Linked DNA regions of Homo sapiens: all the other regions are linked to region 2. Evidence: chromatin contacts called from ENCODE Hi-C or POLR2A ChIA-PET data. All regions are on one chromosome and are shown on one strand. The core of a region is the stretch at or near the end of the contact, and the rest is flanking DNA. Distances in the headings are between cores, read along the strand shown.

Evidence for each region. A loop is a pair of places that touch in the nucleus more often than their neighbours do. ChIA-PET counts read pairs that join two places held with the same protein, here RNA polymerase II (POLR2A). Pooled maps may share reads with other maps.
Region 1: a map of B cell shows a loop between it and region 2 (24-fold over the local background). The contact joins the promoter of PSMA5 here to the promoter of CLCC1 in region 2. A Hi-C loop is called at or near these places in 4 of 168 maps with a recorded cell type or tissue (B cell, ascending aorta and naive thymus-derived CD4-positive, alpha-beta T cell), 10 of 37 single-sample maps with no recorded cell type and 16 of 50 pooled maps. POLR2A ChIA-PET finds 5 or more read pairs at or near these places in 2 of 52 experiments (activated CD4-positive, alpha-beta T cell and activated naive CD4-positive, alpha-beta T cell).
Region 3: a loop to region 2 is called in a pooled map, with 3 times the contacts of the local background. The contact joins the enhancer-like site here to the promoter of CLCC1 in region 2. A Hi-C loop is called at or near these places in 4 of 50 pooled maps. POLR2A ChIA-PET finds 5 or more read pairs at or near these places in 5 of 52 experiments (CD4-positive, alpha-beta T cell, CD4-positive, alpha-beta memory T cell, CD8-positive, alpha-beta T cell and 2 more).
Region 4: a loop to region 2 is called in a pooled map, with 2.8 times the contacts of the local background. The contact joins the enhancer-like site here to the promoter of CLCC1 in region 2. A Hi-C loop is called at or near these places in 5 of 50 pooled maps. POLR2A ChIA-PET finds 5 or more read pairs at or near these places in 2 of 52 experiments (HEK293 and activated T-cell).
Region 5: a loop to region 2 is called in a pooled map, with 5 times the contacts of the local background. The contact joins the enhancer-like site here to the promoter of CLCC1 in region 2. A Hi-C loop is called at or near these places in 1 of 168 maps with a recorded cell type or tissue (PC-9) and 5 of 50 pooled maps. POLR2A ChIA-PET finds 5 or more read pairs at or near these places in 3 of 52 experiments (OCI-LY7, activated CD8-positive, alpha-beta T cell and common myeloid progenitor, CD34-positive).
Region 6: a map of naive thymus-derived CD4-positive, alpha-beta T cell shows a loop between it and region 2 (4-fold over the local background). The contact joins the promoter of EEIG2 here to the promoter of CLCC1 in region 2. A Hi-C loop is called at or near these places in 2 of 168 maps with a recorded cell type or tissue (CD8-positive, alpha-beta T cell and naive thymus-derived CD4-positive, alpha-beta T cell), 5 of 37 single-sample maps with no recorded cell type and 9 of 50 pooled maps. POLR2A ChIA-PET finds 5 or more read pairs at or near these places in 2 of 52 experiments (CD4-positive, alpha-beta T cell and activated CD4-positive, alpha-beta memory T cell).
Region 7: a loop to region 2 is called in a map of naive thymus-derived CD4-positive, alpha-beta T cell, with 4 times the contacts of the local background. The contact joins the promoter of PSRC1 here to the promoter of CLCC1 in region 2. A Hi-C loop is called at or near these places in 1 of 168 maps with a recorded cell type or tissue (naive thymus-derived CD4-positive, alpha-beta T cell) and 8 of 50 pooled maps. POLR2A ChIA-PET finds 5 or more read pairs at or near these places in 1 of 52 experiments (Panc1).

What each region holds. Positions count from the first base shown.
Region 1 is chr1:109,423,983-109,427,882 of GRCh38, forward strand. PSMA5 (proteasome 20S subunit alpha 5) reads right to left here and starts at 2,466. Exons shown (of 9, transcript NM_002790.4): 1 at 2,320-2,466. The coding sequence starts at 2,348. RefSeq lists enhancers at 2,529-3,460, 2,967-3,026.
Region 2 is chr1:108,961,701-108,965,657 of GRCh38, forward strand. CLCC1 (chloride channel CLIC like 1) reads right to left here and starts at 1,784. Exons shown (of 13, transcript NM_001377458.1): 1 at 1,661-1,784; 2 at 609-769. RefSeq lists enhancers at 1-487, 860-979 and silencers at 907-1,201, 1,340-1,579.
Region 3 is chr1:108,644,271-108,648,046 of GRCh38, forward strand. No RefSeq gene overlaps it. Among named protein-coding and RNA genes, the nearest start is that of HENMT1, 15 kb to the right of the region's middle. Within about 2 kb of position 1,506, at least 27 of the 41 ENCODE cell types and tissues checked have a DNase peak (open chromatin) inside an H3K27ac peak, as active enhancers do; they include CD4-positive, alpha-beta T cell and CD8-positive, alpha-beta T cell, where a contact is called at or near this core.
Region 4 is chr1:108,582,021-108,586,057 of GRCh38, forward strand. All of the region lies in intron 1 of EEIG2 (EEIG family member 2), which reads left to right. Among named protein-coding and RNA genes, the nearest start is that of EEIG2, 24 kb to the left of the region's middle. Within about 2 kb of position 2,476, at least 4 of the 41 ENCODE cell types and tissues checked have a DNase peak (open chromatin) inside an H3K27ac peak, as active enhancers do.
Region 5 is chr1:109,262,090-109,265,734 of GRCh38, forward strand. CELSR2 (cadherin EGF LAG seven-pass G-type receptor 2) reads left to right here. Exons shown (of 34, transcript NM_001408.3): 6 at 198-355; 7 at 717-880; 8 at 1,053-1,178; 9 at 1,522-1,688; 10 at 1,989-2,276; 11 at 2,365-2,539; 12 at 2,779-2,920; 13 at 3,102-3,222. Among named protein-coding and RNA genes, the nearest start is that of CELSR2, 14 kb to the left of the region's middle. RefSeq lists silencers at 1,627-1,676, 3,055-3,241 and an enhancer at 1,654-2,636. Within about 2 kb of position 1,442, at least 4 of the 41 ENCODE cell types and tissues checked have a DNase peak (open chromatin) inside an H3K27ac peak, as active enhancers do.
Region 6 is chr1:108,557,897-108,561,824 of GRCh38, forward strand. It overlaps EEIG2 (EEIG family member 2), which reads left to right and starts at 2,204. Exons shown (of 11, transcript NM_001010883.3): 1 at 2,204-2,669. The coding sequence starts at 2,533. RefSeq lists a silencer at 1,865-2,404 and enhancers at 2,795-2,894, 3,358-3,407.
Region 7 is chr1:109,281,895-109,285,476 of GRCh38, forward strand. PSRC1 (proline and serine rich coiled-coil 1) reads right to left here and starts at 1,251. Exons shown (of 8, transcript NM_001032291.3): 1 at 1,169-1,251; 2 at 786-842; 3 at 624-681; 4 at 1-166. The coding sequence starts at 804. RefSeq lists enhancers at 1,620-2,345, 1,713-1,762.

The sequences.
Region 1 (3,900 bases), core at 1,216-3,715, 460 kb after region 2:
ATCTCCTGCTGTTCCCATACACGTATCATATGTGCCAGTCAGACTGGACTTTTCCCAAAATGTATTGTGCTTTTCCATTGCCCCTCCTTCATTTATCCCATATTCTCCAACCCACAACTATTGATCTCACTGTCTTTATTAAATTCCTACTCTTTCAAGAAACCTAGTTTAAATGTCAGCTCCTTTGTGAAGTTTTCCATGATCGTCTCATATTGAATGCAATCCCTCATCAAAACTTCCATGGTATTGATTTGAATTTCTCTAATGGCATTAATATATTTCTGACTCACACTATAGTTACTTCTGTAAACAATTCTTTTTTTTTTTTGGAGACAAGGTCAGCGCCACCACACCCGGCTGATATTTTTTAATGTTTAGTAGAGATGAGGTCTCACTATGTTGCCCAGGCTGGTCTCCAACTCCTGAGCTCAGGCAATCCTGCCTCGGCCTTCCAAAGTGCTGGAATTACAGGCATGAGCCACTGTACCTGTAAACAATTCTTTAAGAGTCTCAGGCCGAGCGAGGTGGCTCTCGCCTGTAATCCCAGCACTTTGGGAGGCCAAGGCAGGTGGACCACGAGGTCAGGAGTTCAAGACCAGCCTGGCCAAGATGAGGAAACCCTGTCTCTACTAAAAACACAAAAATTAGCCGGGCGTGGTGGCACCGCCTGTAATCCCAGCTACTCAGGACGCTGAGTCAGAGAATTGCTTAAACCCAGGCGGCAGGCCAGGCGCGGTGGCTCACTCCTGTAATCCCAGCACTTTGGGAGGCCAAGGCAGGTGGATCACGAGGTCAAAAGATCGAGACCATCCTGGCCAACATGGTGAAACCCTGTCTCTACTAAAAATACAAAAATTAGCTGGGAGTGGTGGCGCGCGCCTGTAGTCCCAGCTACTCGGGAGGCTGAGGCAGGAGAATCGCTTGAACCCAGGAGGCGGAGGTTGCAGTGAGCCGAGATCATGCCACTGCACTGCAGCCTGGCGACAGAGCGAGACTCCGTCTCAAAAACAAACAAAACCCAGGAGGGGGAGGTTGCAGTGAGCCAAGATCACGTCACTGCACTCCAGCCTGGGCCACAGAGCGAGACTGTCTCAAAAGAGTCTCCTATATGCGAGCAAGGAGCTTGATTTTGTCCATTGCTGTAGCACCAGCACCTAGAACAGTGCCTTGTTCACAGCAAGCACTCAAGCACATTAACTAAGAGAATAAAAAGGGATGTATTTTAGGCCGTCTTGGGAAGACAGAAAAATAAGTAACAAAGCAGTCAATACATATGTTAAGTAAATGGCCACAAAATTTAATAAATGCCTTCTGATAAGCATAACAATTTCTATCATACACACCCTAACTCAAAATTATGTCACCCGAAGATGATTCTCTTCAATGTTCTGGAAGTTAAATATCGACCAACAAAGTCACTTTATAGGACAGTGGGGAAATATGTCAAAACTTCACACACATCTTCTACGAGTCAGTAAAAAAGATGAAAAAGTGGTAACTGCAGGTGGTAAAACTTCGACAGGATCAGCATATACTTGACAGGAAATGCAGCATCTCATACCACTCAGTACAAAGAAAATGTCTGCCTTCCCTGACTTTAAAAAAGAGTAGCTATGTAAAAACTTAACTGACGAAAACAGAAACTGAAAGTAAAAATGTCTACAGCATATATATGTACAACTTAATATTGTGAACATTTTCATACCACAAAAGTTTTTTAAAACTTGCTTTAAACTTTTAAAAAGTCAGAAAAAATTTTGGTCAATTGGAATCGGCATGATGAGAAATCTCTTGAAAACCATTCTAAATTCCAGTTCCTATAAAATCAGACTCCAGACAATATATCCAGCCAAAGCTACGACTGCCTTCGCGCTTCTGAAGAAACTATACACCGCAGCATGCCCTACTACAAACCAGTTGCTTTTTCTTCCAGGAAGCACGTTTAACTTTTTGTTTGTTTGTTCAAGGCAGTCATACTAGGCACGAAAAGATGAACGGAGCAAAGAGTGACCCTTGGCCTTCTCCGGGTTCAAGGTAGGAGTTCCGGCTCCTCACGCCTTCTTTACCAAGCACCAGCCGGAGCTTCTCGCTTCCGCACCGAGTTAGGACCCAGGGGTGACTCAGCGGTAGGACAAGTGCCGCCGATGTGGTCTAGCTTGGGGAAGGACGGCGGGCGCCTGAGGAGGGCATAACATCCCCAGGTCCGGCCAGTCTCGGGTTCCTGGGGAGCCCCATGACACGGCAGAACCCAGGCCGCGCGGCCAGGTCCCGGGCCTGCCCACCCATAATTCCCACCCGACGTCCCCCAGCTGCACGGACCTGTCGTACTCAGACCGGGTAAGAAACATGGCGAGGGTAGGAGGAGGCAGCGGCTACGCGGGGATTCTGAGGACCAACACGACTCCACCGGCACCCAACTCACCGGCAGCCAACTCACCCACACGGCCGCAGTACTAAGGACCAACTGCGCGTGCGACCGCGACCTCTTTAGCCCGCCCTCCTGTGCCTGCTTCCTATTGGCTGGTAGTAGTTCCCGCCTAGGTGATTGGGCCAACGCGCTTCCTCACGAGGGCTTGGTTGGTCCGGAGGAGGAGGAGGACCAGGGAGGTACTTCCGCCTTAAATCGCGGGTGGTTGCTAGGGACGATAGGCACCCAAGGCGTGTAGTGAGTTCGCCTTGTAGAGAAGATGTGAGCCCGCCCCAAGACTGGCAATTGGAAAGGCTTGCATGCAGAGCTGGGTTGTCTGAACCCTGACATAATAGGTCCCTCGCCGGCTCCCGTAATCCCAGCTAGAGGACTTTGGTCCCGTTTCCGGCAAGGCCACCACCTGACTTCTCTTCGCAGGATTCCCTCTCTTAGGGTTCCTCCACGGTGTTCTCCATGCCCGGTCGAGGGCTCCAGGACTTTGGGCGGTAATGAGTCGGCTACAGTGGGTCTGAGCCGGCGCCGCGGACGAGTCCCTTCGTTTCAGCCAGTTTGGCTCGTTTATTGAGAAAAGTGGGGGGCGAGGGGTTAGTATGTAAGAAAGTCTTAAAGTTTCCACATGGTTAAGGTAATTTTATCAACTCTTTCTTGCACCCCTCCCCCTAGTACAGGTTTCAGACCTAAATAACCTAGAGTTCAGGATCCAGACTTCAAAATATTCACTGCTTTTTCTGTTGTTTGTGAAAAATAAGTGTTTTCTTTGAGCCCAGATCGTGCTATTGCACTCCAGCCTGGGCAACAGCCAAACCCTATCCGAAAAAAAAAAAAAAAAAAAAAGCGCTTTCTTTTTCGACGCTTCTTGCTTCCCTTCAATAAGTTGCTTGAGGAGCAACTTTGCAGCTTCGTAATAACACTGTAATTCAAGTATTTGTTCAAGAAAGGCAAGTAAGAAGTCTTGGCACGGGGGTGGGGAATATAGGGAAATGTTGGTCAAATGATACAAAGTTTCAGTCAGAGAAGGTGGATGAGTTCTATAGTTAATAATCATATATTGTGTACTTGAAATTGTGAAGAGGGTACACCTTAAATGTTCTCACCACAGGAAAGTATGTGAGATGATGGATTATGTTGATTAGCTTCATTTAATTATTTGCAGTGTGTGTGTGTATATATATGTATATCAAAACGTCACGTTGTATACCATAAACATGAACAATTTCTATTTGTCACTTACACCTTAAAGCTGGAGTCGGGGGAAAGAAATCATTTATCAGGCAGTATATGCTGGAAAGGGAAATGCCAGCATCTCATTTCCAGTTGTTAATGTGATACCACTAGTCAAGTCCTTAACCTCTCAAGGCCTGTATCTCTCCAGTAAAGTTCATTCTTGGTCCTAGATTAGGTTTGTAAGTCACCAAGGCATTTCAAAGGTGCAGGAAATGTAAAAATAAGCCTTTTGAGTATTAACCAAGATT
Region 2 (3,957 bases), core at 534-3,033:
AATACAAAAGTAGCAGGGCGTGGTGGCGCATGCCTGTAATCCCAGCTACTCGGGAGGCTGGGGCAGGAGAATTGCTTGAACCCAGAGAGTGCAGGTTGCGGTGAGCCGAGATCGCGCCATTGCACTCCAGCCTGGGCAACAAGAGCAAAACTCCGTCTAAAAAAAAAAAAGTAGCTAATATTTTGTTACTATGTGCTAAGCACTGTTACATTAATTTAATCCTCACAAAACTACTGGAAGTAGTACTCTTATCTTCACTCATCTTCATTTTACAGATCACACAAAGTAACTTGCCTAAGACCACCAAGCTAGTAAGTGGTAGAACCCAGACTGGCTCTACCTAAACTGCCTCTCCAGGGCAAAAGTACTAATGGCTCTCAGGGGCTTCTCTGAGAGGATAGGGTCTTAGAGTGGAGAGGACCTGTTGGAACGACATCTCCACAGAGCGGGAAATAGGGAGAGTAGTTTATAGTAGCTACTAGACTGGAGAACTACCAGGAAACACAGATCGTCGTGCAGACGGCCAGGCAGTGAGTAGAAATGGGCACAAAAGAAAAAGTCTTTGGTTTCAACGAAAGCACATGAGTAATGGGAAAGGCAAGACTAACCTGGATTAGTAGAGTCAAATCCTGTTTTAGACTAGAAGTACCAGGGTATAAGTCGGGAGGCTGCAACTTATTTCGTATGCTTATGCAGTTTCTTGGAACCATGGCTCTCAAACTTGCGAATTTGCATTTTTAACAATTTCCCAGATGACGATAAAGCTAGTCTGGGAAGAACACTTCATAATCACTATTATAAAGAAAACCTGAATTGTTTTTCACCACCCAGTAATAAACCTACAGCTTATGGTGTGTCTAACTTTTTACACTCAAATCAGATTTGGAGCCAGGCGCAATGGCTCACGCTTGTAATCCCAGCACTTTGGGAGGCCAAGATGGGAAGATCCTTTGAGCCCAGGAGTCAGAGACAAGCCTGGACAACACAGGGAGACCCCTTCTCTACAAATAAAATTTACAAATTAGCCGGGCCTGGTGGCGCGCACCTGTGGTCCCATCTACTCAGGTGGCTGAGGCAGGAGAATCGCTGGAACCCGGAAGGCGGAGGTTGCCGTGAGCGGAGATAGCACCACCGCACTCCAGCCTGGGTGACACAGCAAGACTCCGTCTCAAAAAAAAAAAAAAAATCCATTTTGGAGGTTGTTTTGTGTCCGTTTTTGTTGTTGTTGTTAACTGTGTTAATTCACAGATTTGAAGTTTTAGAAAATTAACTACAACTAAATCCGAGCTATTCTGCTGACAGCATTTATTCAAATTATGCTTAAAGTTTTCAGAGATAACCAAAGCCAACAGAATTCAACGTGCGCTCAGGTCTCGCTTTGCCCTCGCTGTGCCTTCTCCGTAGGCCGCTCTCTGGGCCAAGCACCTCCCCGGAACGCGCGCAACCGCGGCGGACAGGCAGCCGCCGGCGCGGGAGCTGAGGTAGGAGCCCGGGGCACCCACAGGCCGCAGCGGACGCACGCAGCTAGCACGGTCCCCGCCCCGGGTCGCGCCTGCGGCCTCCCCAGCGTCTGCGCCGCGAGTCCGCTGGACCCGCCAGGGCGTAACGGCGGGTAACCCGCCCCACCCGCCGCACAACACACCCAACTGCACGGACTCACGTCCGGGATCCCCTGCCTGCCTCTCGAGGAAGACACCTGCCCAGGCCGGCCGCAGAAGAGGTCGCACAGCTTGCCGCCGCCCAGGGTTTCAGCGTGCTTCCTGGGCCTCGTCATCGAATTGTTCGGCTGACGGCTGCGTGTCCCTCCCCCGTTGCGGGCCGCTGATTGGCCTCGTTGATTGGGCGGGGCTAGTAGCGGGACCGGCCTCTGCGCGCGGGTTATTTTCGCCGCGGATTTTCTTTTACTTTTCATCTGCGGAACTCTTTCTGCGAAGGAAATCTCGCCTGGAACTCAAATATATACAACGGATAGGAAACCTATTTTCTTACTATTAATATATTTGATAAGTTTGAATGTGTAACATTCGCCATGAAACGCAAGCATGATTTTTTTTTTTTTGAGGCAGAGTCTCACAGTGTTGCCCAGGCTGGAGTGCAGTGGCGCGATCTCGGCTCGGCTCACTGCAACCTCTGCCTCCCGGGTTCAAGCAATTCTCCTCTCTCAGCCTCCCGAGCAGCTGGGACTACAAGCGCGCACCACCACATCCAGCTAATGTGTATTTTTAGCAGAGACAGGGTTTCACCATGTTGGCTAGGCTGGTCTCGAACTCCTGACCTCAGGTGATCCGCCCGCCTCGGCCTCCCAAAATGCTGGGATTACAGGTGTAAGCCACCGCGCCTAGCCACAAGCATAATTTTTTAAAGGGAGGATCACGAATGACAACTGTAGTTCTACTCAGGGCAGGACAAGGGAAAGGTCTGCACACTGTAGGGCAGTTGGAAGTAGTTTTGTTTTTGTCTTTAACTGCTGGCCTTGCAATCTCGGGAAACTGTGAAGATGGTAAAATTTACTATCTTAACCATTTTTAAAGGTACAATTCAGTGGTATTAGATACATTCACATTGTTATGCAACCATTACCACCATCCATCTCCAGCACTCATCTTGCAAAACTGAAACTCTGTACCCAGTAAGTGGTAACGCCTCATTCTTCCCCTCCCTCCTTCCCAGCGACTACCATTCTTTCTGTCTTTATGAATTTGACTACTCTAGGTATTTCATATAAGGACTCATACAGCATTTGTCTTTTTGTAACTGATTTCACTTACCATAATGTCCTCAAGGTTCATCCATGTGGTAACGTGTCAGAATTTCTTTTAAGGCTGAATAGTATTCCATTTTATGTATATACCAGTTCATTCAGTCATCTGTTAATGGATAACAGGTTGTTTCCACTTTTGGCTACTGTGAAATAATACTGTAAACATGGATATACAAATATCTGTTTTTTAACCCTTTTGGGTATACACACAGATGTTCAAATATCTGTTGCTTTCAACTCCTGAATATATATACACAAGTGGAATTGCTGGATTATGTAGTAATTCTATTTTTAATTTTTTGAGGATCTGCCGTACTTTTTTTTTTTTTGAGATGGAGTTTCACTCTTGTTGCCCAGGCTGGAGTGCAGTGGTACGATCTCGGCTCACCACAACCTCTGCCTCCCGGGTTCAAGCGATTCTCCTGCCTCAGCCTCTTGAGTAGCTGTGACTACAGGCGTTTGCCACCATGCCTGGCTAATTTTTGTATTTTTAGTAGAGATGGGGTTTCACTATGTTGACCAGGCTGGTCTCGAACTCCTGACCTCGTTATCCACCCACCTCGACCTGCCAAAGTGCTGGGATTACACGCATGAGCCACTGCGCCCGGCGGAACTGCCATTCTCTTTTCCATAGTGGCTGCAACATTTTACATTCCCTCCAAGAGTGCACAAGTTCCAATTTCCCCACATCTCCACTGACATCTTTTTATTTTTGTATAGTAGCCATCTTAATAGGTGTGAGGTATCTCACTGTGGTCTTGATTTGCCTTTCGCTAATGACCAGTGATGTTGAGCATCTTTTCTTGTGCTTATTGGTCATGCCATTTGTATATGTTTGTTGGAGAAATGTCTATTCAAGTCCTTTACCCATTTGTTTTGTTTGTTTTATTTTGTTTTGTTAAGAGACAGGGTCTCGCTTTGTCACCCAGGCTGAAGTGCAGTGTCATGATCATGGCCCACTGCAGCCTTGAACTCCTGGCTTTGCCCATTTTTTAATGGGTTTTTGTTGTGTTTTGGTTCCTTATATATTCTGGATATTAACCACCTTATCAGATAGGATTTGCAAATATCTTCTCCCACTTTTTCTTTTCTTTTTTTTTTTAGAGACAGGGTCTCCCTGTATTGCCCAGGCTGGTGTCAAACTCCTGGGTTCAAGTGATCCTCCTGCCACAGCCTTCCAAAGTGTTGGGATTACA
Region 3 (3,776 bases), core at 256-2,755, 320 kb before region 2:
AATTCAGCAGGAACATTAAGAACCCAACAGAGAAATAGAGGACATGAATTGTTAACTTTCAAGATAAAAGGTATTAACACATACTGCTGGCTTCAAAAGCTTGTATTTAACATTTACTATACACATTTCCAACTTCCAGCTCCTAGCAGCTTGTTTGCTAGACCTCAGCAATATTCCCAGCTGTCCCCTTTTTCTAGATATCACCAAGGATGTGCATCATATATGTGAAAGGAAAATATCTTGGACCCCTAAAATCACTAAGCGAAAGGAAAATTCAAACTGGAAACTACTCAGGGCAAACCTAGCTCCCATTCTATTCAAAGTCATCCCTCTGCTCACTGAGGTAGATGCATATCTGACTGCCTCCTTTGGAAAAGCTTATCAGAAACTCAAAAAAATGCAACCATTTGTCTCTCCTCTACCAGTGCCCTGGAAGCTCCCTCCTTGCTTTGAGTTGTCCCCGCCTTTCTGGATGGAACCAATGTACTTCTTACATATATTGATTAATGTCTCATGTCTCCCTAAAATGTATAAAACCAAGATGTGCCCCGACCACCCTGAGTACATGTTGTCAGGACCTCCTGAGACTGTGTCATGGGAGCGTGTCCTCAACCTTGGCAAAATAAACTTTCTAAATTAGCTGAGACCTGTCTCAAATGTTCGAGGTTCACAAATATAATGATAAGCCATGTTTGCTGTAGTTAGCACCTAGCATCCTTCATGAAGGCAGAAACCCACAGTTCTCAGTCTTCAAAAGACCACATTGCCACTGCTGACACTGCTCAGTCCCTGACTTCCTGTCAACTGCTCGACACACAGTCTCCACAGGACCAGGCATAACGAGATAAAGATTTAATGTTCTTGGCACCCAAACTCTAGTTGAAGAAATTGCCTTTATTTGGAGTTCTCCCTTGATAACCGCTGGCAGAACTGAGGGCTGAGAACACTTGAAGGGAGCTGAACTGCTGGGCGTGCCGTGGGGCAGCAGGTTGGCAGTCACAGGAAAGGAGGGGAGGGGGTGGGGCAAGCGAGGGCAGCTGGGGAAGGTGAGCTGGGAGCTGCTGCCAGATGAGAAGGAGGGTAAGGTGGGATGTGTTTGAGGAGCCTCGGAGCAGCATAGAAGGGGCTGAGATTCACATCTCAGTTGTATGGAACTGAACTTGAAGGCAGGCAGTGCTGTGATAACGTAAGCTTTTAGGAAATCATAGAAGTCTCAGAGTTTTGGAGTTACCCAGACTATGGAAATAGGAGTTGGAGGCAAATTATATTCAGATCTCAAGGGCCAGGGAGGTTTCAATACCTGGTAGTGCAGATTTCGTATCTAGTCTGGGAGGTGGGCAGTGGCAGTGAGAACCTTCTCTCAAAGAAGACTGCAGATTAAACTCTGTCTCCTGCTCAGCGCACTTGTTTTCACATTGTCTGTGGTGGCTTTGACTCAAGCAGAGTTGAATAGTTGTGATAGAGACTGGATCACCTGCAAAGATTTACTGTCTAGCCCCAAAAGCACGTCTGGCAACCCCTGACCTCAAGTATTAATGAGCCTTTCAGTGTGCAAAGAAAGGCCTGTATCCAGGTTGGGGGAAAGACAAACTTCTCAAGAAGAACGTAGGTACAGAAGCCGCAGAGAGAGCGGGAAGGCCATGGGGAAGAGCAGCTCCAGCCCCCATGGCAGTCATGAGCACTTAAAATGTTTCCACATGGGGGCTCCAGTGATTAGGCTCGAACAAAGTTAACTGATTAACTTTCAAGAAAGATCAGAGAAACGGCTGGTCTTGGCTAGAAACCTTGGCTCTACCACAGAAGAGCAATGATGAGAAGGGAACTCTAGAGTGAAAACTGCAGAGGCCTAGAAAGGTGAGGACGGACAGAGGGCCTTTGAGAGCAGGAATAGGGTGGGGCTACAAATCTCTTGTTCATGTGCACCTTTGAGCATTCATGGGGGAAGTCTGATAGCAGTATTAGAAATTCAAGGAAAAAACAGCTGGTTTACCAATGTAATGTGATTAAAAGACGGTTCTCATCAGAATCCCTCAATTCTCTCCCCCCTCACCAAATCCCCTTCCCATCTGCTTAATTATTAACCCTTGGAAACTCAGCTTGAGAATTACTCCCCCCAGCCCTCTCCCAGGCACCAACTCTGCATCTCCATAGCCCCCATTCCAGACCGCTCAGGATGTCCTAGCTGTGGCACAGATGGTTATTTGCCAGTGTTCCTTCTCCCCTTGTTCCTTGGCAGACCAAGTGGACACATGACCTCCCAGAATAAAAACTGTATTTCGCAGCTGATACGGTTTGGATCTGTGTCCCCATTCAAATCTCATGTCAAACTGTAATCCCTGATATTGAAGGAGGGGCCTGCTGGGAAGTGATCATGGGGGTGGGTCCTTTGTGAATGGTTTCGCACCATCCCCTTAGTGCTGTTCTCGTGACAGAGTCCGCCCAAGACCTGCTTAAACGTGTTCAGCACCACCCCTCGCTCCGCCTTGCTCCTGTTCCCACCATGTGAGATGCCTCGCCCCGCCCCAACCCTTTGCCTTCTGCCATTACTGGAAGTTTCCTGAGGCCTCCCCAGAAGCAGAAGCTGCTATGCTTCCTGTACACTCTGTGGAACCATGAGCCAATAAACCTCTTTATTACCCAGTCTCTGCTATTTCTTTACAGCAATGCAAGAACAGACTAATATATCAGCTTCCCTTTGTGTGGCCTGAAGACCACATTCTGATCAACAGGAAGTAAGCAGTCGTGTTGCGTAACAACCCACAGCAAGCTTTACCAGACAGCTTGTGTGTGCCCTTTGTCCCTTCTCTTCTTTCTGCTGTTTCAGAATATGAAAGTAGTAGCCAGAGCTCAAATCTCTCTCTCTGTCCCTGGATGGCATACTAAGTAGCCACAACATGCAAGATGGACGTCTGGGTCCCAAAAGTGGCAGAGCTCCCATGCCTGGGGCTTACCTCTGGACTCCTGTGCCTAAGAAATGCCTCTCATTTAAACTACTGTTTTCCCCCATGAGGTGAAGCTATGTTTCTTTCTCCCATTAGTACTACCACCCCAATTCCAACCAGAGAAGTACTACCACCCCAATTCCATCCTCAGAAGAGGGTGCTCAAAAAACAATCCCAGCACTTTGGGAAGCTGAGGCAGGAGGACCACTTGAGCCCAGAAGTTCAAGACCAGTCTGGGCAACATAGTGAGACCCTATCTCTACAAATTTTTAATTAGCTGGGCATGGTGGTACATGCCAGTAGTTCAAGCTACTGGTGGGGAGGAGGTGAGGTGGGAGGATTATTTTAGCCCAGAGGCTGAGGCTACAATGAGCCATGATTGTGCCACTGCACTCCAGCCTGGGTAACAGAACAAGACCCTGTCTCAAAAAAACAACAACAACAACAACAAAACATGGACAGCAATTACATCATGAAGAGGCTTCTATGCCCTCCAACCACCTGCATTCCTGTTTTATTGATGTTCTAGGCTAAATATTACACAGGTTAGAATTTGGCATTAAGGAGATAGAGAATCCCAGAAAAATTTTAAAGCTACTCTTACCCCAAAGAAAAGGTTTTGAACACTATATTTGATAACTTTCTCTTAAATTTTTAATATCACAATTGATATGGTTTGTATTTCTGTCCTTGCCCAAATCTCATGTCAAATTGTAATCCCCAATATTGGAGGAGGGGGCTGGTGGGAGGTGATTGGGTTATGAGGGCGGATTTCCCCCTTGCTATTCTTGTTATTAAACCTGGTTGTTTAAAAGTGTGTAGACCTCCCCAAGC
Region 4 (4,037 bases), core at 1,226-3,725, 380 kb before region 2:
CACCACCCTGTCAGTCAGCAACCATCAACATCAAGGTTTGCTACCAACAAAAAGATTACTACTCACTGAAAGCTGAGATGATTGTTGGCATTTTTTAGCAATAAAGTATTTTTAAATTAAGGTATATACATTTTTTAGACATAATGCTGTTATACACTTAATAGACTAAAATATAGTGTAGACATAGCTTCTTTATGCACTGGGAAACCAAAAAATGAATGTGACTCACTTTATTGTGATATTTGCTTCACTGCGGTGGTCTGGAAGTGAACCCATAATATCCCTGAGGTATGCCTGTATTCCAGGCCATTGAACTATTTATATTATTCTTCACTGCAATTTTTTTACATTATGAGATTATTTTTTAGTGTTTATTCTATTATCTACACAAAGTATAAAGATTGTAATAGCTATCTTAATTTGTATTAATCTGCCATAATATATATAGTGGCTATAATTTTTATTAAATTCAGTTTTTCAGGACTAGATTTTACATATCTAAATTCTGTTACGAATTCTTAATTTTTTTGTGGCAATTTATAGTCAGCAAATGCTATCATGTGTCATTTTAGCCAGTGAGTTTTATGTTTGTTATTACTACCAATAATAATCATCATGGTTTGGATAGAAGACTTAACAGAATTTTTTCTTTCTTAAGCAAATCCAAGAGAGAATTTTGAGCATTGCCCTCCAGCTCTGTAGCAGGGTTTAGGCAGCAAAGATCTTCAGGGTAGAAATGTCCTGCTTTGGGGTAGGACAGAAACAGACTTGATAAGCGCATGAACAGATACATTGCAGAGAATATGGTAGCTGAGTGGGGGAGCAGAGTAGAGCATATTTGGGGGATGCAGTGAAGGACAAGACTGGAAAGGTCCTCTGGGAACCAGAATTTGGCAGGCCTTGGGTGCAGTCACATGAAGATGATTTTATTCTTTAGGTAATATGATTTGAACCCCCCACACACACTTTCTCCTGATCAGCATACAAAATGTGGAAAATATATAAAATTAGAAGAAAATGTTACCTATCAGAGGTAATCACTGCTAATATCTTAAAATATAGCTTTCCAGTGTCTTCCATTTTGTGTTTTACACAGTTGAAACCAAATTACATACATAATTTTTTATGCTGCCTTTTGTTTTTTGTTTTTTTTTGAAACAGGGTCTCACTCTGTCATCCAGGCTGGAGTGCAGTAGCACAGTCATAGCTCACTGCACCCTTGACCTCCCTGGGCTTAGGTGATCCTCCTGAGTAGCTAGGACTACAGGTGCACACCACCACACCTGCTAATATTGTATTTTTTTTGTAGAGATGGAGTTTCACCACATTGTCCAGGCTGGTCTTGAACTCCTGAGCTCAAGCAATCCACCTACCTTGATCTCCCAAAGTGCTGGGATAGGAATGAGCCATTGTGTCCAACCCTCCTGCTTTTTTTTTTTTTAACTGAACATTGTAATATAAGCATGTACCATGTTACTAAAAACTTTAGTATATTTATTTCAATAATACTATGCATATTCTTTAATGGATGGAGTGTAAATTAAGTAACAGTTCTTCTGTTTTGGTTATTACTGTTGTTTCCTACGTATTCCCTTTATTGCTAATTCTGTGCTGTTAAACATTTGAGTGTAAGAAGCAAGTGAGGTATATGACAGTATGTGGTAAGTGGCTGAAAGTTTAAGTCTGAAAACAGACATAAACTGTTAGGATTGCAGAATAGTTAGGATCGCAAACCTAGATTTTAAGATAATCCACCGGGACAAGATAATAAAGCCAACGATAGTATGCAGGACAAAACACAAGGGCCAGAGGACAGAACCTTGGTAGAAAAAGACCTAATTAGGGCCAATGAGACCAAACATTGGGGAGGTATGTGGTATCACAGAAGCTAACTATGGAAAGTACGTTAGAGGACAGGGTGTTCAGCTCTGCCATAGCGTAGAGAGATGGGGTAATATGAGAGATGCTCTGTTTATTTGGCAATCAGCAAGTCTTCAGGGAATTCTGAGAGAAAAGTTTCAATGGAGTTGTAGGAACAGAAACCAGGTTTCAAGGGATTAGAGAGCAAGCAGGTGGTGAAGGAGCAGAAGTGTGGAGTGTAACTTCTTTTGGAAGCCCTGTTAATGAAGAAAAGGAGAAAAATGCAATTGGGTAAAAGAGACAAGAATAAACAGCAATATTTTATTTATTTTTAGGAGAAGGACTTGAACATGATTATACATTGAGGCAAAGGATTAGTGTAAATGAAAATAGGGATACAAATATTAAAAACAAACTCATGATTGAGAGTCTGTATGCTTTCTTAAAAAATATTTTTTTTTCTGTCCTAAAACCTGATTACTAGTTTAAGAAGAAATTCCCAGACTTTTCCTAATCAAATGCTATTTCCAAGCATTGTGGCTTAAAAACTGGCTTACACCCAAGACTTATTTTATCTTACTGAAATGAGGAACTACCCATAGTATCGATTTTGGACTTTGCATGTTTGCTTTGTTTTATTTAAGTGAGTCATCGCTAGCATAGCATAAGAATAAACGCATTTAGTGACATTTTATTTCTAGTTAACATTTTCTGTATTTCCTTGTTCGCAGATTACAACCACCTTTCAATGGCAGTTTCTGAGAATTCTCTAGTGCTGGTGTCTAAACATGGTTATTAACATTTTATCTGCTATTTTTACCTTTTTGAGGCCAGTTCAGGTTACCATAAGGTTTTGTATTGTTAAAGTATCACGTCTGTGTACCATCCCAGGCATCTTTATGGTTAACAAATGACTTACAGGAAGTGTACCTGAATATCTTATGTGGACAGTTCTGTGGACATCACTATTTCCTTTATGTATGAGGCAGAAATACATAGAAATAGCTTTAGAAATAGCCTCAGGAAGTAGTTAGAAAAGATTATTCATAGTCCTTCCAAAAAAAGGTAATTGGTTGCAAGATTTTGCTTTAAACTAAATTAATAACCTCTTATAAGCAATCATAAATTACCTTTATAATTTCTGTTAATAGAAAAGTAAACAAAATCATCAAACTAGGAATACAGATAATATGCATTTGTAATTATACACAATTGAAAACTGTAACTTCCGTCATTATGCTAATCAAGTGTAAGCCTTCCTGAAGCAACTAGGAACTCAGTAATAACTGCAATATTAGCTCTTACTGTTTGCTCATTCAAGAAACTGAAAATTATTACCAACTGGTAGTAAGTCAAAATGAATTCAAGAGCTATTTTTGCTAAGATAACTTATATAAACCCTAGCTGCCACATGACTCTCTGCTGGTACTGTATTGCCTTCAAAGGAACATCAGTCCGGCATTCAAAATAATTAAGAAGCTATTTTAACTGTTTGTTAGAGTTTCTCTAACCTACCCTGCTCCCTCTGGGGTTTCCTTCTATGTGAGGAGTGGTGTCAGATGGGTCAAGTAACACAATATAAGGCATAAACATGAAATCTGTTTACACTGACTGTAATCAATATCAGCAGGAGATACCACAGCAGGTCTGTGCCACTCAAGGAAGGTCCCAGCATGTATGCTCACTACAGTCCTTTTATATACAGCCATCTATAATCTCATCCTTTTACCAATGCATATGATCCCTTCCATCTCCTCCCCAGACCTTCCTTCAAAGTAGAGCTATATTAATAGTAGGCTGTGCTGCTGTGCCTTTGATTATAAGTTACTTCATCCGCATAAGTGCTGAATTATTGTAATATCATTAGTGTAAGGATAAGCAAGACAACCAGAGCAGAGCCTTCATAGTACAGTTTGTAATAACTCTTTGTGCTGTTTTGTCATACCCTGGCCATGTCGTTGGCTCATTTCTCTCTTGATCTCAAGAATGTAAACACCCTACCATCTTCTTACCTGTATTTCCAAGTATGTCTTGGTGACCCGAACATATTCTTTTGAACTTACTGTTTAATATTCCTGTTCCAGAAAACTGATACATTTTCCTCCTCTGATATTATAGAGTTCCTTTTTGATAATTATACTTGTGAAAATACCAACGGAGGAATACTTTCATAATAT
Region 5 (3,645 bases), core at 192-2,691, 300 kb after region 2:
CACTAGGCAGCCGCAAACTTGGACACTGAGGAAGGTAGTTACATGCATAAACCACGTGAGCACACGTGTGTGTATATGCATGTGTGTACGTGTGTCTGGGCATGTGGGTGCACACAGAGGCACCCAGTGTGTGCTGGCCATGAACCTAGTGGGCTCTGTACTCAGTGTCCCCCTTCTCTGCTCTTTCCTGTCCACAGCCACTGTTGGGTCAGACAGGGCTCCCACAGGGCCCATCAGAGCAGAAGGTGGCTGTGGTGACCGTGGATGGCTGTGACACAGGAGTGGCCTTGCGCTTCGGATCTGTCCTGGGCAACTACTCCTGTGCTGCCCAGGGCACCCAGGGTGGCAGCAAGAAGTGAGCAGGGGAAAGGGCCAGGGATGGGGTGAAGTGAGGGCAGGGCCAGGCAGGGAGGGAAGGTGGAGAGGGTGGGCTTTTGGGGTCTCTCTCCCTTTGCCTCTCTTAGCCCCTGCTCAGCCCTGGGGATGGGGTCAAGACTGGGGAATCAGAGCAAGGCCCTGTGGGGCAGTCTGGGGAGGGGGCTGAGTGTTCGACAAGAACAGTTCCAGGTAGGGGTGACGCCCTTCCTGAGCACTGCTCTGCAGGGCCTCTTGGACACCTGCCTACGCCGTTCGTGTCTCTGGCCTGGCGGCAGAGCGAGCGGAGGACCAGAAGCTCCCAGCCCTCCCTTGTGCCGCCACCATCTTTGCTCCCCCAGGTCTCTGGATCTGACGGGGCCCCTGCTACTAGGCGGGGTGCCTGACCTGCCCGAGAGCTTCCCAGTCCGAATGCGGCAGTTCGTGGGCTGCATGCGGAACCTGCAGGTGGACAGCCGGCACATAGACATGGCTGACTTCATTGCCAACAATGGCACCGTGCCTGGTATGGGGGCCCGGGGTGGAGCCAGGCTGGGATCCCAGTGCTGAGAGGAGGGGCTGTGCCTGGTGTGAGGATGCCAGAATGGAGGGTCTCAGAGGCCTCTCTAACTGCTGCCACAGGCTTTCTCTTTAGAGCCCCAGCTCAGGTCCACTGAGCTGCCTTCTCTCCATTCCAGGCTGCCCTGCCAAGAAGAACGTGTGTGACAGCAACACTTGCCACAATGGGGGCACTTGCGTGAACCAGTGGGACGCGTTCAGCTGCGAGTGCCCCCTGGGCTTTGGGGGCAAGAGCTGCGCCCAGGGTAGGAGGGGCGGCTGTTAGAGGCCACAGCCTGGGTGCCATCAACAGTCTGGGAACTGGCAGGGTTGGGGCAGGCACTGGGCAGGGCTCTGCTGAGCGGGGCTGTGGGTGGAAAAGCGTGTCTGGGCAGAGCCCTGAAAGGGCAACACAGGAGACAAAGGGGCCAGTCAGAGGCAGGCCTGGGCACAGCGTGGGGCGGTCCCAGGGCAGGTACGCACTTTGGAGGGCGGGGCTGATGAGGGGAGTGGGCTCTGCCTCCCGTGCAGCCGCCACCGCTGAGCATCACAGCCCCAGGGCCCTCTGAGGCTCCACCCGTCACAGTCTGCCTTTTCCTGCCTCCCCAGAAATGGCCAATCCACAGCACTTCCTGGGCAGCAGCCTGGTGGCCTGGCATGGCCTCTCGCTGCCCATCTCCCAACCCTGGTACCTCAGCCTCATGTTCCGCACGCGCCAGGCCGACGGTGTCCTGCTGCAGGCCATCACCAGGGGGCGCAGCACCATCACCCTACAGGTGATGCATGGAAGGGCGGCTGGCCCTGGCCTGGCCATAGGGCCCTGGTAGCCTCTAGGCGGCTGGACAGAAGTGGCTGGGCAGGTCCTGGGCAGGGGTGGGGACATATAGAGGCCGCTGGATCCGTTGGGAAGGTCAATGCTGCCACCTGTTGGGCCTGAGGGAAATAAATACGCTTTCCTCTCTATGGCCTCAGCTGGGCAGCGGGATGGGTTTGATGGTCCAGAAAGGGGAACTGTGAGCTGGAGAACAGTGATTAAGGCCGTCTGCTGACCCTGTTTTCTTTCCTCCTGGTGTCAGCTACGAGAGGGCCACGTGATGCTGAGCGTGGAGGGCACAGGGCTTCAGGCCTCCTCTCTCCGTCTGGAGCCAGGCCGGGCCAATGACGGTGACTGGCACCATGCACAGCTGGCACTGGGAGCCAGCGGGGGGCCCGGCCATGCCATTCTGTCCTTCGATTATGGGCAGCAGAGAGCAGAGGGCAACCTGGGCCCCCGGCTGCATGGTCTGCACCTGAGCAACATAACAGTGGGCGGAATACCTGGGCCAGCCGGCGGTGTGGCCCGTGGCTTTCGGGGCTGTTTGCAGGTGAGTGTCCTGCCCTGCCCTCCCATCCCCTCCCCCACCACCTGCAGCCCCGCTCCACTGAGGGCAACACTGCTCCTGTCCCTCCCAGGGTGTGCGGGTGAGCGATACGCCGGAGGGGGTTAACAGCCTGGATCCCAGCCATGGGGAGAGCATCAACGTGGAGCAAGGCTGTAGCCTGCCTGACCCTTGTGACTCAAACCCGTGTCCTGCTAACAGCTATTGCAGCAACGACTGGGACAGCTATTCCTGCAGCTGTGATCCAGGTATGCTAAGGATCCAGGGCAACGGGCAGGTTATCAGGTGCCTGGGGCCACATGCTGGCTCTGCTGTGTGACCTGGGGCATGGGGCATCACACCACCTCTCTGAGTCTTAGTTGCCTACACAACAAAGCCATAGCCAGCTGATAGGATGCTATGTGGAAAGAAACAGATGAAGGGTTTGATGGAAGATGGTGCCAGGGGAGGGTGGGGGAATGAGCCTCTCTGGTCCTTCTGGTCCCAGGTTACTATGGTGACAACTGTACTAATGTGTGTGACCTGAACCCGTGTGAGCACCAGTCTGTGTGTACCCGCAAGCCCAGTGCCCCCCATGGCTATACCTGCGAGTGTCCCCCAAATTACCTTGGGCCATACTGTGAGACCAGGTAAGCAGACCAGGGCATGTGGCAGCAGGTCCCAGTGGCTGCTGCTTCTCTCTGGTGTGTCCCTCAGAGCCCCGAAAGCCTGGCTGATCCACAGCCAGGGTCAGAAGGGCCACATAGGGCTCACCTAGGTTAGGTGGGAGTGGCAGGGGGAGCTCATGCCTACCTGGGTCCCTCTCTGCAGGATTGACCAGCCTTGTCCCCGTGGCTGGTGGGGACATCCCACATGTGGCCCATGCAACTGTGATGTCAGCAAAGGCTTTGACCCAGACTGCAACAAGACAAGCGGCGAGTGCCACTGCAAGGTGACAGCCCCAAGCAAGCCTCCACTGTGGCCACTTGGGCCTCTGTCCACATCTCCTGGGCCCTAGAGGGCAGGCTGTAGGGATGGGTCTTCCTGTAGAGCTGAGGGCCTTGTGCCTTTGCTCTCACAGGCAGGGCAGTTGGCTGCTTACCTTCGTGTGTCTGAGGCGCAGGGGGACCCTGGGCCAATGTGTAACCCATGAGCTCTGGCCTGGTGTGGTGGTGGTTTGCAGCCTGTTCTGATTCTGTGACATCTCGCTGATGGGCTCAACTCCAAAGCATTGCTAGTGTTAATTATTTTGAATACTGCTCCTGAGGGGACCTGAGGTCGGGACCCTCTCCACAGGGGCCACAGCTGAGAAGGACCCATGAGCATCCTGGGAAGAGAGCCTGGCCAGTGACACCGTTCTTCCCTCCTTTCTCAG
Region 6 (3,928 bases), core at 954-3,453, 400 kb before region 2:
AAATATAATTTTTATTTACCCACATTACTTTGTCACTATCTTACTTTTCACTGTCATCTTTTCACTTACTTTGTCACTTTTCATCTTACTTTGTCACTATCTTTTATGATGACTTCTCTTGCCAAGATTACCAATGACCTCCTAGACCTTCAATTCAGTAGCTTCTTTTCAGTCCAAATCCTCTGGGACTGCTCTGCAGCACTCTCTTGAAATGGTCCTCTGTCCTACATGGATCACAGATTGCTCTCTCTCTTTCTTTCTCTCTCTCTTCTCTCTCTCACACACACATACTCACATACCACACACACACACTTTAGTTGATCTGTTTGCATATCTCTGTTTTTCTCCATTCCTTTATAAGCCCCTATGTCTTATTCATTTGCATCTCTAGTACCCAGCATAGTGCCTGGCACACAATAGAACTTTGTAACTACGAATGTTACATGATTAAAACCGTCTGGGCTTCCAGGCCATCTCTTTCTTCATCTCCTTTTTCTCTTGACTGCTTGTTCTTAGGCACCTTCACGATCTCCTCTTTGCCTACCCTTTAAATATTCTTCAGAGTAACTCATCCTTATCCACCTTTTGGGCTTCAGCCATCAGCGATTACCTCAATTCCCAAATGTATATTTTCAATTGCCAATGCATTTTTATGAGCTAAGGCTGCCTCTCTCTCCCTAGATGTACTGCAAGCAGATCCCATAAAGACTCATTATCTCTTCCATTCCCAACCTGCCCTCCTCTTGCTTTCAATGTTCAGTCAATGAAATTAACATTCATCCAGTGCTCTAAATGACAAATCTCAAAGTCCCCAAATGCATCTCACTGTCTTTGCCCCCTGTCCTGCAGGGTAAGAAGCTTTATCCATTACCAAATCCCCACCCCCGAACCTGCCTCTGAATCTTTTTTTTTTTTTAATTTATTTCTCCTAGAACAACTTACCCCACTTTGTCCCAAATCATTTTCATCCTTTGAAATTCAGAAAACTGATTAACTTCAATTAATTGCTTCTCTGAGTTCTACATAGCTTGGTGCTAGGTTGTGTTTTTTTAATGACCTGTCTAAACATGTCTTCCTCACTAGATTGTAAAATTCTTGAGGGCAGTTATTGGCTTTTGGTTATGGGGTCTAGCCGATGATTGACATTTTAAGCAATTTTTTTATATGAATGAATGAGTAAACGAGTAAACTGAGAAAGAAAATATTTTCAATTAAACCCTTTCAGAATTACTGTGGCAGAATCTGAGTGAAAATGACAATAACTCAGTTTAAAAACATGAACATCACGTAACCAACTTTGTAACATTCATTGTAACAATACATGCATGATTACAGAAGGCAGGTAATTGTTATTCCCCTAGGGAGATTTTTTTTTAAGCCTGCTCTGAAGATTTTGTTTTGTTTTTAAGACAGGGGCTTGTTCTGTTGCCCAGGCTAGAGTGCAGTGGCGCGATCTCCGATCATTGCAAGCTCCGCTTCCCCGGCTCAGGCTAACCTCCCTCCTCAGCCTCCCGAGTAGCTGGGATTACAGCGTAGCCATGCCAGACTGCCTGCAGAATTTGATTTTAAGCATTTCAGTTCTCAGTATAGACAGACAAATTTTTAAAGGGAGGGTATTATTTTAACTGCTTCTTTGCTCTTTTATCTTTTGTCCTGGGTGACAGGAACTAGATAAGCTATACCCCAGAGAAAGCGCCTGCAGCAGTACGGTGCCTGGGCCCTTGATAGTCCCTCAGCACATCATTTTCCTTTTTCCTACCTTATCTTCCTTTTATATTTGAAGGCTCGTGAATTTAGAGTACCTAACGGAAATTTTAGTTTTAGGATTTCAATTTGACCAAAACAACGCTGAGATTTTAATTGCCTCTATTAACCCATGGCTCTCAAACCCAAAGGAAAGAAACCACTGGAGGGGGTGGGGGAGAAAGGAGGCGGTGCAAAAACTGAAAAGAAAGGCGGAGAGGAAGCGGTAGAAGGAAGCTTTCTCTGTCGGGTTTGTCTTTTTTTAACCCCAGAAAGGCGTGACGTGCTAACTGCCGTCGCGGGTTAGAGTCCGCGGCCAAGCCCGCGCCCGCCCACAAAGTCCCCGCCCTCCCTCCGGCTTCCGCCCCGCCGTGCGCTGCAGGCCGCGGCCGCTGGGGGCGCCCCCGACCCCCGAGGCGCTGAGGCGGCGGTTCCTCGAGCCTCGCCTCTCCCGACTCCCAGACGGGCGGCAGCGGCGGCGGAGGCGGCGGCGGCGGCGGCGGCGAGCTGAGCACCAAAAGGGCGCTCACCTCCCCGGGCGAGCTGCAGCACGACCGCTCCCCGCGGGCGGTCGGGGTCCGCGCCGCAGCTGCCGCCGCGTTCCGGCCCAGGCTGCCGCGAGAGGCGGCGGCAGCGGCCCCGGCCGCGGCCGGCCTGCGGCGCCCCCCGGCCGCGCCCCCGCGCACAGCTCGCGGCCCCGGCCATGGGGCTGGGCTGATCCGGGGCTCGGCCAAGCTGAGGCGGCGGCGCCCGGCCGTGCGCCCAGCTTGCAGGCGCCTGGCTCTCACGATGATGAAGAAGAAGAAGTTTAAGTTTAAGGTGGACTTCGAGCTCGAGGAGCTCTCCTCAGTGCCCTTCGTCAATGGGGTCCTCTTCTGCAAGATGCGGCTGCTGGACGGCGGCAGCTTCACCGCCGAGTCCTCCAGGTAACTCGCCTCCCGCGCCGCCTCGCCCCTTTCTGCTTGGCCAGGGCTTGTTGGATGGGCAGCATCTCTCCTTGGCCCATTTGCTCGCCTTTCCCTAGGGACCGCTCTAAAATCAGTCGAATTTATTGATCTGCAAAGTGCTTTGCAAATGGGTTCTTCTCAGCTGGCCTTGGTTCCTGCGCTCCTGACTCCAGATGGTGCCTGGTATCTGCTCTTCCCTCCCAAATCCTCTAGGAATGGGAGCAATGGCCAGAGAGGGAGGATGCTTCTGTTTTCTCTTAAGACATTTCCATATTTGTGAAATGCAAAGTAGAACTTGAGCTGTTAAAAACTAAAATAACCCAAACTGCAGGAGTTCCAAGAGCCCAGCTCTGAACAGAAACCTGTGCTTAGCACAATTCCTTCTCCCTTGTAGATTACAAGGGGACTTGGCCACCCACTCTGAGGCTGGGGTAGGCCTGGCCAGGCTTGACTTGAGTCAAGTGCTCCTGGCAGACGAGACAACGGTCTGTGCCTCATCAGAGAGCGGCGTCTCCAGTTAGGCGCTAATGCTGGATGAATTAGTCTTGAAGTGGCCACTAGTAGGTCTCCTTGTGGGAGGGCTTAGAGCCAGATGGGGAGCCCAGGCCCTGCCCTCATTTTAAAATGAGCCCCTGGGCACTCCCAGAGAGAGGCATTAGCAGGTTACAGAATGAAGCTATTAAATAATAGGTGTGGCATTAATAATAGGTGTGGCAGTGTTTCTTGAGTAATTTCAGAGCTACTCACAGGTTGACAGATGTACCCTAAGGTGCTTTCTTTAAAATATATACATAGAGAGAGAAAACAATTTTTTAAATGAACTTTTGAGTTCCTGAGATCAAGAAGGGTTAAAAGTTAATGTTATTTTGCCCATATATACTGGTCTTAGGCTTTATTTCTGCCCTAAAAATATTCTACTTAAAAAAAATTCCGTCATCCCATTTATAGTATAAAGGAAATAATGTCACTGGATTGTGGAATTGGGGCTAGAAACTTGTCTTTGGGGCAATATTGAAGCCTATGGAAGCCAGAAAATGTCTAGTTGGCTAAACCAAAGGATATATGAAATTAATAGTTTGCCGAAGACAGTTTTTAAAATTAAACTGTGGTGACACATCAGTGGATATTCAGCTAAGTATTTTAAACACCTGTAAGAGAAGAATGTAACCTATTTTGGTGCAAAAAAAATATTGGACCATCTCTTACTTGTTGAAAAGCCTAAGCCGATTCGTGAAGGT
Region 7 (3,582 bases), core at 1-2,500, 320 kb after region 2:
GGCCTCATCGAGGATCTCCTCCAGCTTCTCTGGACTGAGGGGGCCTAGGCTGAGCCTCACACCCTGGGGGGCAGGTGCCACTGCATTTGGGTCACTTCGGTGGGAGAGGCCCCGTCGAAGTGGTTTCTCTGGAGTCACCAACACTGTTATGTCTTCCTCCTCACGGCTGAGACAGGAAACAAACCAGGCATCATGCCCATGCAAAAGGGAACAGGAGATTATGCAAGGGAGACTGCATAAAAGCCCCACAACAGAGCCAGGGACATGACCCTAGGCCCCGATGCCCATGCTGGCTGTGAGATGTGGCCTCTGGGCGATGAGATACCTGGTTCTATGGGGCCTAATAGGCCTTTAGCATTTACGGACATCAGAAATGATGCCAGGATGGAGATGCAGCAAATCCACTTATCCTTCTTCTTAACACCCTGAAATCTAACTCCAGCTTCTCCCTTCTCTCCCCGCTACCAATAGTGTCATAGAGGCCCGAGTCAGCCAGCCGCCCAGCAGCCCCAAGTGCGCCAAACCTTGCTAAGTTACCAACCCAAGCCAATAATTCAGCAGTAAGGGATTCGAGACAAAGAGGTACTGTTAGAGGAAAATAAGTGGGATAAAGAGGCTGGTACCTGTCAGATGGTGACAGCCCCCCAAAGTCCAAGGTCTCATCCACAATAAACCTTACATCTGAAGGGGAAAGAAGAATGAAAGCCAGTCATGGGTCCCTGATGCAGCTCTCCATCGCTGGGTCTCACTCCTCCCTTTCATTCTTCCCTCCCTCCTTTCCTTACCTTCCTCCAAATCCTCCATGTCCAGCCAGCAGGAGCGAGAGTCCAGTTAGATCTGAGCTGGAGAGAAACCATACCTTTCCTCAGGTATCCATTCTGCCCAAGGCTCGCAGCTAGATTCAGGGTGCAAGCCAGGGTCGGGGGTCATGCTGGAGGCAAAGCAAGCGCCCAGGAGTGGCACCTCCCGCACAGCTACTCCTGCTACCTCCGGGAACGATACGGAGGGCTCCCCCAACTGCCCAGATTGCCCTGGAGCCGCCCTGCATCCTGGCCTCTCCTCACTGGGGGCGGCCTGCACGCCCCATCTTCCTCCCCGCCACTATCCTCAGGGTTCTGCACTCCCCAAGCCACCTTTCCACTCCCCTGGCATCACACGCGAAGCACACCTCCAGCCCACCCTGTGTCCACTTCCCGCGCCGCCTTATCTTCCACGCAACAGGCTTTCTCCCGCAACCTAGTCCCGGGAATCAGCTCCGAGGGGGCGGGGCTCCTTTCGAATCTCTCAGGCCCCACCTACTCAAGCCACACGCGCACCGTGATTGGTGAATCCTCAGGGGGAGGGGCTGAGGAGCTGCCGGCCGGAAGTCAGCCGGTGGGGGCTGGGGGAGAACCGTTCCCAGAAGACTGCATCCCGGTGGCGGAGCCGAGGGTTGAGGCTGCGAGTGCGCGTGCTCGCGTGCGCGGAGACTCTCTTTCCCGTAGGCAGATGGGAGCAGAGCGCGGCTGGCCAGGAGGGAAGAAACGGACCCACGAGTATGGAACTCGCGCCCCGCCCCGCTCCCTCTGCTGGGCCGCCGAGCACCCAGTCTCCAGAACGGTTGTGCTGCCTAACGTGGCCGCTAACCGACGCTCTACGGGAGGAAATTCGTTTTCTTGGGCGCACTCAATATGCAGGCGCCGCATTGGCCGAGGTTCCTCAGTTGTGGGTTTTTTCCAAGTTAAGGGAGCACCTAAACACTTATATTGTAGGTATATTGAGGTTCTCTTAGAAGTACATCCTCCATCGCCTCTTCAAGAACCTGAGGCAGCTGAGGTGCAAAGAAAGCAACGGGCTTTTCACGCAGGCAGGCTTAGGTTCAAATGCAACCCAAGTTTAACTGACCTCAGAACCCAAGTTTCGGTTTAGAGGCGGCTGCCTTGAGTATATTTGCCCTCTTTTCACCTCTCTTCGCTTATCTGTGAAAGGAGGATGTTGGTCCTCGCAGTTACGGTGTTACGAGGATAATTATGAAGGCGTTTTCTACCGTGTGCCCTTAGGGGATTTAGAGGGGGTGTTTGTAAGTAGCCCCCTCTGAACTAAAAGCAGTATTTGTAAAATGCTTAAACCAACTTGTTAGGAGTGTTGTCTCTGTTGTTTCTAAATGTTGCCCGGGCCACCAGTGAACTTGTCAGAGGCTTCAAACCAGAACGACTCCATCTGGAATAGAGGCTGGGTAAAATAAGGTTGAGACCTGGGCTGTATTCCTAGGAGGTTAGGCATTCTAAGTCACAGGATGAGATAGGAGGTTGGCACAAGATACAGGTCACAAAGACCCTGGTGGTAAAACAGCATGCGGTAAAGAAGCCAGCCAAAACCTACCGAAACCAAGATGGCGATGAAACTGACCTCTGGAGGTCCTCAGTCCTCATTATACGCTAATTATAATGTATTAGCATGCTAAAAGACACTCCAGACAGCATCACCACGGTTTACAAATACCATGGCAACATCAGGAAATTACCCTACATGGTCTAAAAAGGGGAGGAATTCTTAGTTCCAGGGAGTTGCCTACCCCTTTCCCGGAAAACTCATGAATAATTCATCCCTTGTTTAGCATATAATCAAGAAATAACCATAAAAATGGCCAACCAGCAGCCCTCCGGGCTGCTCTGCCTCTGGAGTAGGCATTCTTTATCCCTTTTCTTTCTTAATAAACTTGCTTTCACTTTATGGACTTGCCCTGAATTATTTCCTATGCAAGGGCCAAGAACCCTCTCTTGGGGTCTGGATCCGGACCCCTTTCTGGTAACAACAGGAGGAGACAGCAGGTCCGCACAAGATACAGATCTCAAACATCCCTCTAATAAAACGGTGCAGTAAAGAAGCCGGCCAAATCTGCCAGAAACCAAGATGGTAAAGAAAGTAGGCCAGGCGCGGTGGCTCACGCCTGTAGTCCCAGCACTTTGGGAGGCCGAGGCGGGCGAATCACGAGGTCAGGAGATCCAGACCATCCTGGCTAACACGGTGAAACCCCGTCTGTACTAAAAATACAAAAAATTAGCCGGGCGTGGTGGCGGGCCCCTGTAGCCCCAACTACTCGGGAGGCTGAGGCAGGAGAATGGCGTGAACTTGGGAGGCAGAGCTTGCAGTGAGCCGAGATCGCACCTCCGCACTCCAGCCTGGGCGACAGAGTGAGACTCCGTCTCAAAAAAAAAAAAAAAGAAAGTGACAGCTGGTCATCCTCACTGCTTATTATATGCTAGTTGTAATTCATTAGCATGCTAAAAGACACTCCTGCCAGCGTCCTGACAGTTTACAAATGCTATGGCAACGTCTATATGGTATAAAAGGGAGAGGAGCCTTCAGTTCCAGGAAATCATGCTCCTTTCCCAGAAAACCTATGAATAATCCACCCCTTGTTTAGCATATAATCAAGAAATAACCATAAAAATAGCTTACCAGCAGCCCTTGGGGCTGCTCTATGGAGTAGCCATTCTTTTATTCCTTTACTTTCTTAATAAATTCACTTTCACTTTACTCTGTGGACCCGTCCTGAATTCTTTCTTTTGAAAGATCAAAGAATCCTCACTTGGGGTCTGG